2 separate regions of the Homo sapiens genome follow, and region 2 is linked to region 1. A link is an interaction called in ENCODE POLR2A ChIA-PET data of the cell type or tissue named here. Cell type or tissue: Caco-2. All regions are shown on one strand. Each heading gives the region's core, and the rest is flanking DNA. Links, peaks and the distances in the headings are about the cores only. Region 1 has its middle 12 kb from the start of FOXO1. Region 2 overlaps FOXO1 (forkhead box O1).

Region 1 (2,915 bases), core at 314-2,813:
CAATTCTTAAACAGGTCATAATGAAAGCATTATTTTTTATTTTTATTTATTTATTTTTTTGAGACTGAGTTTCACTCTCGTTGCCAAGGCCAGAGTGCAATGGCGTGATCTCCACTCACTGCAACCTCTGCCTCCTGAGTTCAAGCGATTCTCCTGCCTCAGCCTCCGGAGTAGCTGGGATTACAGGCGCCTGCCTCCACGCCCAGCTAATTATTATTATTTTTTTTTTTGAGACAGAGTCTTGCTCTGTCGCCCAGGCTGGAGTGCAGTGGCACGATCTCGGCTCAATGCAAGCTCCGCCTCCCGGGTTCACGCCATTCTCCTGCCTCAGCCTCCTGAGTAGCTGGGACTACAGGCGCCCGCCACCATGCCTGGCTAATTTTTTGTATTTTTTTAGTAGAGACGGGGTTTCACCGTGTCAGCCAGGATGGTCTTGATCTCCTGACCTCATGATCCACCCGCCTCGGCCTCCCAAAGTGCTGGGATTACAGGCGTGAGCCACCACGCCCGGCTATTTTTTTGTATTTTTAGTAGAGACGAGGTTTCACTATGTTGGCCATGCTGGTCTCAAACTCCTGACCTCAAGTGATCCACACACCTCGGCCTCCCAAAGTGCTGGGATTATAGGCACGAGCCACCAAGCCTGGCCTATTTTTTATTTTTTTATTAAAAAAATTTTTTTTGAGATGCATTTCGCTCTGTTGCCCAGGCTGGAGTGTGTGGTGGCGCGATCTCTGCTCACTGCAACCTCTGCCTCTGGGTTCAAGCGATTCTCCTGCCTCAGCCTCCCAAGTAGCTGGGACTATAGGTGCGTGCCACCACAACCAGCTAATTTTTTGTTTTTAGTAGAGATGGGGTTTCACCATGTTGGTCAGGCTGGTCTAGAACTCCTGACCTCAGGTGATCTGCCCGCCTTGGCCTCCCAAAGTGCTGGGATGACAGGCATGAGCCACCACGCCCGGCCAATTTTGTATTGTTAATAGAGACTGGGTTTCGCCATCTAGGCCAGGCTGGTCTCGAGCTCCTTACCTCAAATGATTCTCATGCTGCTGCCTCCCAAAGTTCTGGAATTACAGGCATGAGCCACTGTGCCCAGCCTATTTTTTATTTTATTTATTTTTATTTGTTTGTTTGTTTATTTATTTATTTATTTTGAGACGGAGTCTTGCTCTGTCTCCCAGGCTAGAGTGCAGTGGTGTGATCTCGGCTCACTGCAACCTCCACCTCCTGGGTTCAAGTGATTCTCTCGCCTCAGCCTCCCGAGTAGCTGGGACTACAGGTGCACGCCACCACACGCAGCTAATTTTTGTGTTTTTAGTAGAGACAGGGTTTCACCATGTTGACCAGGCTGGTCTCGAGCTCCTGATCTCGTGATCTGCCCGCTTTGGACTCCCAAAGTGTTGGGATTACAGGTGTGAGCCACCGCGCCTGGCCACTGGGCTAATTTTTTAATGTTTTTATAGATATGAGGTCTCACTGTACTGCCCAGGCTGGTCTAAAACTCCTAGCCTCAAGTGATCCTCCTACCTCGGCCTTCCAAAATACTGAGATCACAGGCATGAGCCACTGTGCCTGGATGAAAAATTATTTTTAAATGGGTCGCGATGGAGATTTTATTAAAATGGTCATAATGGATAAAGTACTTTCTTTTGTTTCCTGGAGCTATTCAAGGGCCTTTCTTGGGCTGGATCAGAGTAGACACTTAACTTACCTCCCTCCACGAGCCCTGTGCCACATTCCCTCTTCTCTTAGCTGGCTGAGAAAAAGAACAAGAGAAAAAAGCTAGGGAAATTTTTTAAATAATTATTTCTTACTCAACTGAAAACCCGAAGCGTGCTGCGGTTCTCAAACATACACATGATCATGAGCTCTGATACCCACCAGTGACCAGGCTGCTCCCAGGCACTCAAATTCTTCCTTTCAATGATACTCGTCATTCTTTGACTGATGTTAGCACATCTAAATTCTTTTTTTTCCCTCAAGGAACCTGATTATTCTGGTCTGAATTGTGTTCTTCCTCCCCAAGTTCATATGCTAAATGTCTAACTCCCACTACGGCAGAATATGACTATATTTGGAGACAGGCCCTTTAGAAAGGTGACTAAGTTAAAATGAGACCGTTAGGCTAGGCCTTACCAGTCAAACCTCTGTCCTCATAAGAAAGGGTGATTTGGATGCACAGACGCCAAGGATGCCTGCACAGGGGAAAGACCATGTGAGAACAGGGAGAAGGCAGCCGTCAGCAAACCAAGGAGCAAGGCCTCAGGAGAAAGCAAACCTGCTGGCACTTTGATCTTGGACTCCAGACTGTGAGAAAATAAATTTCTGTTGTTTAAGCCACACAGTCTGTAGTATTTTGTTAGGGCAGCCCTCGCAAATTACAATGACTGTATGATCAATTATGTTTTTCCAAACATAGGTTAGGTTTTTAACATTCAAATGAGGAATGAAAGGACCCTAATTCAGGGAGGCAGTTAAGCAAATAAAGCACTAATTTTAGAGGCAGTCTCAACCAAACCCACTCTTCTAATGCGTAGTTGTTTAACAAAGCGGCACAGTCAGCACCATACAGGAAAACTGACTTACTATGTGCCAGGTATTGTTCTAAGCTTATTTATTTATTTATTTATTTATTTATTCATTTATTTATTTATTTATTAATGAGATGGAGTCTTGCTCTGTCGCCCAGTCTGGAGTGCAGTGGCGCGATCTCGACTCTCGACTCACTGCAACCTCCACCTCCCGGGTTCAAGCAATTCTCCTGCCTCAGCCTCCCGAGTAGCTGGGATTACAGGCACATGCCACCACGCCCAGCTAACTTTTGTATTTTTAGTAGAGACAGGGTTTCACCATGTTGGCCGGGCTGGTCTCAAACTCCTGACCTCAAGTGATCTGCCAGCCTTGGCCTCCCAAAG
Region 2 (2,915 bases), core at 303-2,802, 94 kb before region 1:
ATTGTTTTGTCTCAGGGATAGGGAACCCTGAAGAGGGGGAGACAGATGGGGAATGGCAGGTTGGTGGAGCAGTGAGAACAAACATTTATCAGTTAAGTTTGCAGTCTTATATGGGTATTAGAATTTTTTTTAATAAAAAGCTCCTCAAGTGAGTCTAATTCCACTCTCTAAAACTCATCCCTTGAGAAAGGCTGAATAACAATCCACATATACCTCCAAGGCAGAGAGACCTTGCTCACCCATCTCAAAACTGCCCCCACTCACCTACCTAGTCAGTACCTGAAATGTAAATATTATTTGGGGCTGGGCATGGTGGCTCACACCTGTAATCCTAGCACTTTGGGAGGTCAAGGTAGGCATATGGCTTGAGCCCAGGAGTTCAAGACCAGCCTGGGCAACATGGAGAAATTCTATCTCCACAAAAAATGCAAAAAAAAAAAAAAAAAAAAAAAAAAAAAAAAGCCAGATGCAGTGGCACGTGTCTATAGTCCTAGCTATTCAGGAGGCTGAGGTAGGAGGATCACCTGAGCCCGGGTAGGTTGAGGCTGCAGTGAGCTGTGATTGTGCCACTGCACTCCAGCCAGGGGGGCAAAGTGAGACCCCATCTCAAACAAACATTATATATATATTTGGATATTATTTGGATGAATCTACAGAGACAATAAGATTTCTTGTCCTGCTATTAATCAGCCCAATAACCAAGCACATAAATTCCCCTTTCCTGAAGGCAACCGAATAAGCGAGTAGTTATCCCTCCAGTCTAATGGTCCGACTCTTCTAGGAAGCTTCGGATGTTATGATTCACTAGGTATGAAGCGCAGCTTGGCAATCTATTAAAGCAGTCATGGTACTGGAGCCAGGTTTGGGAACACCTGAACTACTTTCATGTGTAAGATTCTTTTCAGTTCTACTATTCTAAGAAAATAAGGTAACTATGTTATTCCAGGTAGATTCTGATTTAACAAGAGGAAGATGAAGTCCCAGAATATTCTTAACAAGTATCTTATATGACAGGCAAGTATGAGAAACACTATGTTAGTGGTACTTTTGGTCATTAACACCAAATAATAAAAGGCAATTCATTAGATATTTATGAAAGGATGTCTAAAAAACACAACTGTAATCTTACGGATAAAAAGCCAGTTGGTTCTGGGATCAAATTTTAAGTCATCATTGTTTTTCAGAAAGAAAAACAGAAGCAAGAGTTAAGAGAATAAGGAATGTCAACCTCACCTTGCAATTTCCTGGAATTTTCCTCCCCCGCTTTCCCCTTTAGTATGTAAGTATTTCCTCTGCGCGCGCGCACACACACACACACACACACACACACACAGCCAACTTCACAATGGAGTTTTGAAAAGATTACTGCTCCATATGCCAACAGGCAAGTCAGGGACTCAGTGGAAAGGACACTATTCCAGAGCACAGCCTTCTCCCAGCCAGATCACACCAGCTTCAGCTGTTCCAGCTCTGCAGAGAAAGGGTAATCACTTCTTATCAAACATTGATAACACCTAAAATTCCTTTACAGTTCTGACTTCAGGGTGGAAGTGCAATTCGTATTTGCCCTGAAGACATGAAAAGTGGAATGCGCTTTCATGAGATGAAAGCTTCTGCGGAAATAATTGATTCAGGTGAGCCCTACTCAGGTTAATCTCAAAAGAAAGAAGCAAGAAACCTCATCCAGGAAAGTGGACCCAGCAGCTGCCCATTTTCAAGGGTTGTATACAAAAGCTAAACGACAAGATGTCCAGATGGATGAAAAACCCTATCCTAGCTAGTCTGTGCCAGCAAGACTTAAAAAACAAACGGTGTCTTTTGGGTCTGTTTGATTTAGTACGTAAGTTTAACTAGTTCCATGTTTGAGACCAATCCAGAGAGGGGCTACTTAAAAACTGGCTCAGCCCAAATCATTGTGTGTTCAAGTGACTGACCTGTGAACTCCCTCCTCATTTCCCATATATGGCCAATTCTCCATATATGGATTCATCTACCTGTTTCCCCTAACTTCAAGGCTGCTGCCATGACACAAAGGTCTTGAAAGAATGTGGGAAAGCCCTCAGGCTAAAACTCTGGATCACAATCCATAAAATAGTGAAACCAATTGAGAGGATTGTGGCTAGCATTTCTGTAAATAATAACAAAACAGTCTTACATAAATGGCTAAGCACAGTACTATTTTGTAAAACTCTTCTATCATTGTGTGCATATGTGCACTGAGTCATACTGTAAAATGGATTTCTCACTATGCATCAAGATGGGAAGAAACTGAGAAAGCCACAGAAACAGAAGGAAACATACTACTTCCTACAGGATATGCTTTCTCTCTCTAAGAAGGGCTTAATAACAAAAGCCCAATAAAATGGTGGCACAGTCCCATCCCCGGGTTTCCAGGGAGACCCCAATCCCATCAAGAACACCTACTCCTCACAGGCAACAGAGGCACCCCCTTGTGAAGCTGTTCAGCAGCCTGCACAGAAGATATGACTCTTGCAGTCTGGAATAAAAGGCACCAAATGGGAAATAGTGTGTAGGGATAAAAGGTACCAAATGGGAAATAGTGTGTAGTATCAGTTTTGACAATTTTTGTAACCAAGTAACTTTTGAGCAAGTTACTCATTTCTCATTTGCTTATCAACAGAATGATCATGGAATGCTAAACCTCTACAGGGTGCAATCTTAAGGAAATGTTACTACTTAAACCTTTTACCTGCACAAGACTGCCCCTCTGTCTTTCCTCTCTGATGGGTACGGAAGTTACTGACATGCAAAGTCAGCACAAGGGAACCGTGGCTCAGGCAAACGAGGAAAAATGAATTTAGATTATGTTTACAGCCAAGGAAAGGAGACACGTTGAACAATCCTCTACTGGAAACATTGCTAAAGTGTTTTTAAACTGAAGATTATACCACCAC

Evidence for each region. ChIA-PET counts read pairs that join two places held together with the same protein. Peaks named below come from ENCODE experiments on the same cell type or tissue, not always from the same donor. Only the 100,000 strongest peaks of a DNase experiment are listed, where the experiment ranks them.
Region 2: POLR2A ChIA-PET joins it to region 1 with 5 read pairs; 13 of 35 experiments call an interaction of 5 or more read pairs at or near these places.

The regions. Positions count from the first base shown.
Region 1 is chr13:40,677,580-40,680,494 of GRCh38, forward strand. No RefSeq gene overlaps it. Among named protein-coding and RNA genes, the nearest start is that of FOXO1, 12 kb to the left of the region's middle. RefSeq lists an enhancer at 2,330-2,915. In Caco-2, for the core only: no CTCF peak of the experiment used is centred there; no DNase peak of the experiment used is centred there.
Region 2 is chr13:40,584,041-40,586,955 of GRCh38, forward strand. The region is part of intron 1 of FOXO1 (forkhead box O1); the gene reads right to left. Among named protein-coding and RNA genes, the nearest start is that of FOXO1, 81 kb to the right of the region's middle. In Caco-2, for the core only: no CTCF peak of the experiment used is centred there; DNase peaks (open chromatin) are centred at 1,451 and 2,001; H3K4me3 peaks cover 166 bases.